Linked DNA regions of Homo sapiens: region 1 is linked to region 2. A link is a loop called in an ENCODE intact Hi-C map of the cell type or tissue named here. Cell type or tissue: tibial artery. All regions are shown on one strand. Links, peaks and the distances in the headings refer to the core of each region. The heading gives the core; the rest is flanking DNA.

The links. A loop is a pair of places that touch in the nucleus more often than their neighbours do. Peaks named below come from ENCODE experiments on the same cell type or tissue, not always from the same donor. Only the 100,000 strongest peaks of a DNase experiment are listed, where the experiment ranks them.
Region 1: it touches region 2 in a loop (2.1-fold over the local background); 1 of 110 quality-filtered maps calls a loop at or near these places.

The regions. Positions count from the first base shown.
Region 1 is chr4:57,333,241-57,337,636 of GRCh38, forward strand. No RefSeq gene overlaps it. Among named protein-coding and RNA genes, the nearest start is that of LINC02380, 90 kb to the right of the region's middle. In tibial artery, for the core only: no CTCF peak of the experiment used is centred there; no DNase peak of the experiment used is centred there.
Region 2 is chr4:57,191,342-57,195,737 of GRCh38, forward strand. All of the region lies in intron 2 of IGFBP7-AS1 (IGFBP7 antisense RNA 1), which reads left to right. Among named protein-coding and RNA genes, the nearest start is that of IGFBP7, 83 kb to the left of the region's middle. RefSeq lists enhancers at 2,722-3,223, 3,224-3,723. In tibial artery, for the core only: no CTCF peak of the experiment used is centred there; a DNase peak (open chromatin) is centred at 2,640.

The DNA of each region.
Region 1 (4,396 bases), core at 89-4,088, 140 kb after region 2:
CTTCCCTGTCTCCTGGAAACTTTGCCACCTCCCTATTCCTGGTCCTAGGGCCCGTGTCCAGGAGCATAGCTCTGTAGGAAGACTGTGGGATTAGCTCACACTTCCTGCTCTGTGAAATCTCTTTCTGCTTTTAAGCACCTGGATATTTCTATTTCTATATTTCAAACTCAGTTATGCATTACTTTTTTGGATCATATTTTATCCAGAACATCTATCTGTTTTTTGGAAAAGAGAACCCATTCCCATCAGCTTAGTTCATTCCCACTGCTTAGGTCAGCAGTCCTCTGGAAGACCTTCGTAGTCCAAGTAATATTGATTCAGGAAGAAAGAGCTGTGATTCTTTTAGTGAAATGTCGCAGTGGGGTCTTTGTTTGTTTTCCAGAAGGCAGACACAGGCTTCCTATCGGGGGAATCTCCTTTGCTTATGCCCACTCAGTAGTAGAGGTGTCTTTGCTCTGACATCCTCCCTAGCCCGCCGCATTACTCCCACATTGCCTTGGAAGTACTCCAAGTTATCATTGCTTTTTGTCTCCCTGGAAGCCAAGTTTTAATTCCACTTCCTATTATCCCATCACTCTGTCTCTTGGACATTCTTCCTTTGATACAGAACTGTCAGGCCCCTTTGTAAAGTGTAAACTTATTACAGTCCCTTTACTCACCCCGGCACTAATGTCTTGACTTCAAATAAATGTCCCGAAGCTCTGTTGGCTGGCCTTTACGGAGCAGCACATTTTTAAGTTACTTTCCATCTACTGTCCTCTTTTACTTTGTTTAAGATGTAAAATGAGGGCAAAGAATCAGGGGCTTAACTGATGGTGTGCAATTTCCTGCTGTCTCTATACCTTTTTTATGACATTAATTCATTGCCACTTCTCTGACCTGTGGAATCTCTTCTGGATAGAAATGACTATGAGTTAAAATAAAGTTAAAAAAAATACCAATTTGATTCAATAGTCTTGTCAGAGTTCTTGTCACTACCTCTCTGGGACAGCATACACTACTGCAGTCATTTTAACAACTGCTTTCTGTGTTAAAACACATATCTTAATTACTCATCTCCTCTACCTGAAGGTTACAGTTTTGATTTAGTTTCCTTTGGTTAGAAAATAAGTGACATCCACTTAAAGTACTTAAAGTCATCTAAATTTCCTGCCTCTACTGACTTCTCTATTTTGTTAATTTTCTCCAAACAGATCATTATGGTACAAGTACCAAGAAAAACATCCAGTTTGAGTTTTTTGTTCTCAGCATTATCATTTGATATTCTACTGTCAGAGTTTCTCAAATGTGTAGGTAGGTTGTTTGGGTTGTAAATAATAGATGCTGATTCTAGTTCATTTAAACACACAATAACAATTTATTGGTGGATACTAGGTGCTCTGAAAATCAAGGGGAGGCCTTCAGGAAATGGTTGGTGTGTTAATCAGTTATTGCCACAATAATGTTACATAAAAAACCACCTCAAAATTCAGAGGCTTGAAACAGGGTTGACTGTGGGTTGGTGGATCCTGGATGGGCTTGGCTGAGGTGGTAGGTTGAGTATTTGCCACCCAAAATAGGTATTCCTGTGACATGGGGATATAACCTTAAATGGCAAACATACAGTATTTAAGGACCTAGTGATAGAAAGATTATCCTGGATTATCTAAGTTGGTCCTAAATGTATCATAAGTGTCCTTATGAGAGGGAGGCAGAAGGAGATTGTGCACGGAAGGCAGATGTGTGATGTACAAGACAGAGATATTTGAGGACACCATGCTGCTGGCTTTAAAGATGGAAGAAGGGGCCATGAGCCAAAGAAGGAAGCTCTACAAGCTGAAAATGGCAAGGAAACAGATTCTCCCCTAGAGTCTCTGGAAGGAGCATGGCCCTACCCACACCTTGGTTTCAGTTCAGTGGAACTTCTTTTTGGGCCTCCAAAACTGTAAGAGAATAAATTTGTGTTGCTTTGAGCTACCACCTTTGCAGTAATATGTTGGAGCAGCCGTAAGATTCTAATACAGCTGTGTAGCTCTGCTTCGGGTTGCAGGTTGGCTGGGCTCAGCTCCAGGCTTTGAGTTGGGTTTAGATGTGCTCCATGTGTGTACTTCTGGGGACCCAGGGAGAGGAAAGACCCTTCCTGGGCCATGCTCTTTTTATGGCAAGTCACTAGAGCATACACATTAAGTCAAGCCACACAAGCATGTTTAAGTCCTCTGTGCATCCCCTTGGCTAATTCCTTTGACCAAAGCAAGTTACGTGGCCAAGCCCAACATCAGTGGGGCAGGGAGTCATAGTCAGCCTACAGTGGAAGGTAGGGGTTGAGGAGAATAAATGTTAGCTGAACTATAATCCAGTCCATTACTGGCAGGGATCAAGTGAATTGGCTGACTTGAATCACAGCCAGGGTGGTCTACCTACCACAAGGACAGCCTCCTTGTAGTCATTCTGTATTGGGGGCTGCTACTACTGGCTCCTGGGCACAGGAGACTGCCATTACCACTTAATGAATTCTAAACTGCTTCTTCCTTTTTTTTTTTGTTTAAATCACCTGTCAAGTGTCAATGTCCTACGTACAAACATTTGATTGGCCAAATCTAGTTTATAAGTTCAGAGAAAGCAATTGTCTCAACTTTTCAACTTCTGTATCAAGAGGCGGGGTCCTGCCTATTGCATATGAATTTTGGGTGGACACAAGCATTTAGAACACAGCAAACAATTAGACCACAGCAAGCAATTTACCTTTACACTAGGGCAGCAAGTGTTGAACATTTACTGCCTGCATTTTTCTGGGTGAGGTTCAGGTGATTAGGACTGGTCTTCTCCCAAGCTCTGACCCTTATTCTCTTGGCCTGGGCTTTGTACATTTGTGTTTTCCTTGTCTCCCTCTATATGTTAAGAAGTTTGCTCCTGCAGTGAGACCCAACATTGTAAAGGGTAGATGGGTTTATTCCATAAGGAAAGTATTAGAAAACCCATTTAGGGGAAGGTTCAGGTGCAGGCTTGAATCTGGCACTGTCAGCTATTAAGCTGATATTTTGATATCGATTTGACCTCTGTGTCTATTTTTCAACTGATTCCAAATTTATAATATGAGGGGGTGCAATTGGCAACCTCAAACTCGCTGACATTATTTTAAAGGGAGGCAAAAAGTAAAACTTGAAGTAGAGAGTGGTCAGGCACTCTCAACTCTAGCCCTATCTTATTGAACTAGTTTCATATCCTATAAAATAGTTTATTTTTATATACATGAATGGCTAAATGCCGAATGTCAAAAATAACCTGAGAAGGCAGATGACAATAGTTGAGTGGTAACCACAGTGATGAGCAACCTAAAGTGTTTGTAGTCCTGTGAGTGGGCTCAGAGAAGCTGACTATGACAGTAGCACATTATTGGGAGCTGGGACAGATCAGTTGCTGACTGCCTCCTATGTGTTAAAGTTTCTCTACTTTTGGATTATACTGGCTACATGCTTTCTGGGGAGTGCAGACGGAGCTGAGCGGACCTCACTCCAGCTCTTTCACCATGTGGGTGCAAGGACTTTCGCAGCAAGTAGTCTCTAGAGTGGGAAGTCATTATGGTCTTCTTAAGGTGTTAATAGTTATTTCTTTTCAGAGCAGCAGGAGGATGGACAGAAGAACCATCAATTCAAGGGTAATTCTTTCCTTTAATTTCTCCATCTTGACCCAGTCCACACTTCTTTTCAGATTTGAGTATCCTGGACAAGTCTAAGATGAAGCTTCACTTTTCTATGTGTTTGGAGAGCATGAAAGATACCAAAGCTTATCCTGAAGTATACTTCCTCTGCAATTCAGAGAAATTAGACTTGAAAATAGTTCCTCAAGTTTGTATAGTTATGTAGACATGTCTTTAATAGGACTTTTCCAAAGCGAATTTTATAGATCAAAGCAAAGATGCAACCCAAGATTAAAGACACCTAAATAGAAACTTAATGAAAACTTGATACAAATGACAGACATATGTAGCTAGAGTTATATGAGAGTGGCATGGACATTGGATTTTATTTCCCACCCAGCATCATTTTCCAGTCTTCTGATACTAGTAATTTTATTTTTCTTGAGTGAAATCACCCCTCCTCTACCCTCATTCTGTGTGATTTGGATGGGGCTGACTCTACTTTTTGCATATTGAGAACTGCTGTATGACCCAAATTGATCCAATGAGCTAAAATCTCATGGATTTTGATAGGACAACTAGCGGTCCTGTGTGTGGATGCAGCAACAGAGATAAGCAAAATCAAGAGATAAGGAGAGTAACAACTAAGTACTAACAATATAAGTTGAATACCTGGGTTCAGTCAAGTCTGAAACTCTGCTGCCTCTGGACTTCTCAGGATATTTGAGCCAACGGATCTGCTCCTTTTACTCAAATTTGGATTGTACTTTTGTTACAAAT
Region 2 (4,396 bases), core at 166-4,165:
AGATCCAACTCTTATTCCTCAAGATTTATTGTCCCCTTGGAGGTCTCTAGCTAATTTCTGCAGGTCCTACAAGGCTGGCTTCAGAGGGAGCTGATTCATTATTAATTCTCCAGTTCTAAGCAGGCGAACAAGGTGGGGGACACTTGAACCTTTTAATTCCTTGGATTCACAGCTGAGCCAGGCTGGCCACAAAAGGAACTGCACACAGGCAGGGTTACAAGGCAAAGTTTACTTTTCTTCAATTTATGGCCTCATATGTCTGCCTGTCTGACTCATGGAATGTTGCCAGGTGGAGGGTTCCTGATGCCAAGAGACCGCTTAAGCCTCATCTGTGGAAGTGCTGGTTCAGCAGAGGGTGAAGCACTTTCTTCCTGGGTGGTCTCAAGTTCTCTTTTCCTGGTGATTGACTTTGGGAAGTTCTTCCTGTCACAGGAAAGCCCTACTTCTATCCATAGCAGCAGGTGAGGCCACAGCCTTTAGTCTCTACATGACTTCTTTGTCAAAATGCAACATCAAAGGGTTCACAAGGAAAAGAGACCCATGCAAATAATCCCTGGCTGCTCACAGTGTCAGGACCAGCAGCACAAGTATCCCCTGGGAGCCTATTAGAAATGCAGAATCTCAGGCCCCCAGCCCTTTTGAAACAGAATTTGCATTTTAACAAGCTGCCTAGATAGTTTGTGTGCATGCTGCAGCTTGGGAAATAGTGACAGAGCAGAGAGACAGCCTTTTGTCTACACTGTCTCTTTCCACCACAAGAAACAACTGCATTAAAGCTTGGTTCAAGGAAAAGTCCTGTGATGTCCCTGTCCTTTGGAGCTGAGGAATTAACATGGGCTCTGTGGGGTTTTTCTGGAGGATGGCAGAATTGTTGGGGATGCTTGAACTTCTGAAAATGTTTGAAGGGAGAAGGAATGTAACGAACCTTCTGCTCAGAGCAAAGCAATGAGACCGCATCATGGGTTAGAGACCACTGCACAAGTTGCTTTGCTTATTTCTATAATTGTGGTCAGTACCTCTGCCATCTGCCATCTTCCTACAGCAGTGTGTAGGCCTCTAGGAGGCTTTAGCAAGATCAGCACCCAGGTGGAGGCCTCTTAGAAGAAAAAACCCTGTCAAAGTGCAGGGGACTCCCAGACAATGCAACATTCATTTAGGCCAATCAATTCTGTCAAAAATTCATTCGATGAAAATAGTACCAAGTGGGTACTCAACTGCTTAGCCAATTTAGTCTCCACAGCAACTCTGAGGCTACAGGTAAATACAGTCTCAGGCACGGAAGGAAATCTGGTATTTATTCAGAGAGGCAGTAGACATCCCTCTGTCCCTGACTTGCTAGCTATGTGACCCAAGGCAAGTTACTTACCTTCCCCAACCAGTAGCTTCTCCATTTTAAAATGGGTTATCAGAAGGTATTGATCTTCTGGGTGTGTTGTAAATGCTAAGCTTACTATTCATTCTAGGCCAGCCAGGCATGGTGGCTCATGCCTGTAATCCCAGCACTTTGGGAGGCCCAAGCGAGGGGATTGCTTGAGCCCTGGAGTTTGAGACCAGCCTAGGAAACATAGTGAGACCCAGTCCCAGCAAAAAATAAAAAAAAATTAGCTGAGTGTGGTGGTGCATGCTTGTAGTCACAGCTACTTAGGAGGATGAAATAGGAGAATCACTTGAGCCCAAGAGCTCAAGGCTGCAGTAAGCCATGATTGTGCTATTTCACTCCAGCCTGAGTGACAGAGCAAGACTCTGTTTAAAAAAAAAAAAGCACCCTGTAATGCTATTACTCACACGTAAAGTCTTCTCTATAGGAGGTAAGAATGATATTTCAGGAGTGTAAAGAATCTTGATGTCACCTTATGGAAAGGGGATGAAAAAGAAGATGAAAAAGGCTTGTTTTCATTTTGCCAGAGTCATGGATTCCAGTTCCAGGTCTGTTTTGCATCACCATAGTCCCAAACAAGTGTAACATCCAGAGCCCAGGAGGAATTCTGGATGAAATATCAGCCAGGAGCAGGAGTGTGACAGCTGTAGGTCACTTGGGCCATAAAGTTAGTTAATGGGGAAGACAGATGAATGAGTGTATTGTGGCAACATATCAGAAGGTCTGAGGCATAAATAGTGTTGGAAAATAATAAGACAGTTGGTTCTTGAGGATCAACATTGCAGGGAAGGAGAAATGCACAACAAAAGACCATGTTGTGTTTTTGGATGGTGGCCGGGGATGCACATTCACTGCCCCTCCCCTCTTCAACCCCACTCTCCACATCCCGTGACCTGGTGGGATGCCAGTGGTCATGAGATCCCATCACATACATGAGTTTCAAGAGTCACTAACAAGCTTGTAAAGAACAGGTACTTTCTAAGGAATATTCACTCTTGCAGCTGTATTCCTAGGGCTTAAATAGCACACTGTTTTCCACTGACAAATGATTTCGGGTAGGGTGATCTCATGAACTTGTACTAATGGCAGACACATTTGAATTTCTTTTTTATTCTGAAAGTTAACTGCTGAAAGCAAATGTGAAAAAAAAATTATCTCCCTCTGTTTTATCTCTGGGAGAAGATAAAAATACGAGGTGTTTTAATTTGGCAGTGATCTGGGCGCCTTCCGCTGGCCTGTTTTTCTTTTGCGAAGAGCTCCCACTTTCAGGACTGCCGTTTCTTTGATCTTATATTCTGTCTGTGTTCAGGTACCCCTTTGTGCCTACCTGAATCGTGTGTAACAAATCATCTTAATTACTTCAGGCCTGGCTTCCTCCTCCAGTTCTCATTTTCTGAAATTCCTGCGATGGTTACCAAATAAATCAGTGTGGGGCTCCAGCCCTTGGAAACAGCACGGAGGCACCAGCAGCAGCCAGAGGAATTTCAAAGTTAGTTAAAAGGCACAGGAGGAGTGAGGGAATTGATTGAGAACCTCCCTACCCACCATGATTTTCAGCCTGGAGAGTTAGTGCTGCCTGTACTCCAATTCCATGTGCTTTGCGGGGCTCAGCCCTCACACTTTTCCCCGTAGAAGAGAGAATAATTAATGCCGTGACCCCTTGGCGTGGTAGCTAGAGCCCTGCTGTCATCAGCAGTGCCCCAAACGCAGTAGGAACACGTACCGTATTTCAAAGCCCAGGCAGGCAGAGAAGGGGGAAGGAACTGGTGGCGCGCTGTGACCTGCGGGAGCTCCCCAGCGCAGCCAGCAGGAGGCCCAAGCTAGGCGGAGAGAGGGTCGTGGGGAAGCGGGCCGCTCCCGGGACTCGTCACTGGGTTGGAGCTGGCCCGCTTGAGTGGCTCCAGTTCCAGGAAGGCCGGGTGGCGTGGGGCTGTGTTTTTTTTTTTTTTTTTTTTTTTGAGACGGAGTCTCGCTCTGTCGCCCAGGCCGGACTGCGGACTGCAGTGGCGCAATCTCGGCTCACTGCAAGCTCCGCTTCCCGGGTTCACGCCATTCTCCTGCCTCAGCCTCCCGAGTAGCTGGGACTACAGGCGCCCGCCACCGCGCCCGGCTAATTTTTTGTATTTTTAGTAGAGACGGGGTTTCACCTTGTTAGCCAGGATGGTCTCGATCTCCTGACCTCATGATCCACCCGCCTCGGCCTCCCAAAGTGCTGGGATTACAGGCGTGAGCCACCGCGCCCGGCCGGGGCTGTGTTTTAAGTGGCCGTTTGTAAGAAGAACCTCTGGCGGAGAGGTGCTGAGGCAGGCTGGGCTGTGATCCTGCACGCCAGGCGGCCTAAGGGGAGGTAATTGGGAACCGCGAGCTGACACTGCGGAAAAACCAAACACCGCATATTCTCACTCATAGGTGGGAATTGAACAATGAGAACACATGGACACAGGAAGGGGAACATCACACTCTGGGGACTGTTGTGGGGTGGGGGGAGGGGGGAGGGATAGATTTAGGAGATATACCTAATGTTAAATGACGAGTTAATGGGTGCAGCACACCAGCTAGCACATGTATACATATGTAACTAACATGCACATTGTGCACATGTACCCTAAAACTTAAAGTATAATAATAATAATAATAATAAAAGAAATTGGTATTTACTAAGAAAAAAAGTGAGAGTTCTGTGTAGGCCTTTGAAAAACACAAATCTCTTACTTGGGGAGACATTCCAGTTTAAGTATTATATTTGACAAAGTCCTAAATTATGTTTAAACTATGGTTATGAATTTTACTAGGAAAGGAAGAATTTTTATAGCAAACAAATTACAGGAATTTCAAAGACCAAAAAGAAAAAAAAGAAAATGTAAGCCGCGAAGCCGCATCAACGCCTTCCTGACAGCGGTGTCTGTTAGTCCACGGCGTCCCCTCCTAAGGGGAGCTGCGAAAGACCCATTCCGGAGGCATTTCACGGGGCCCCGTAACACCCGGGCGAGTGAGCTACTGAGAACTGCATGGCTCCTT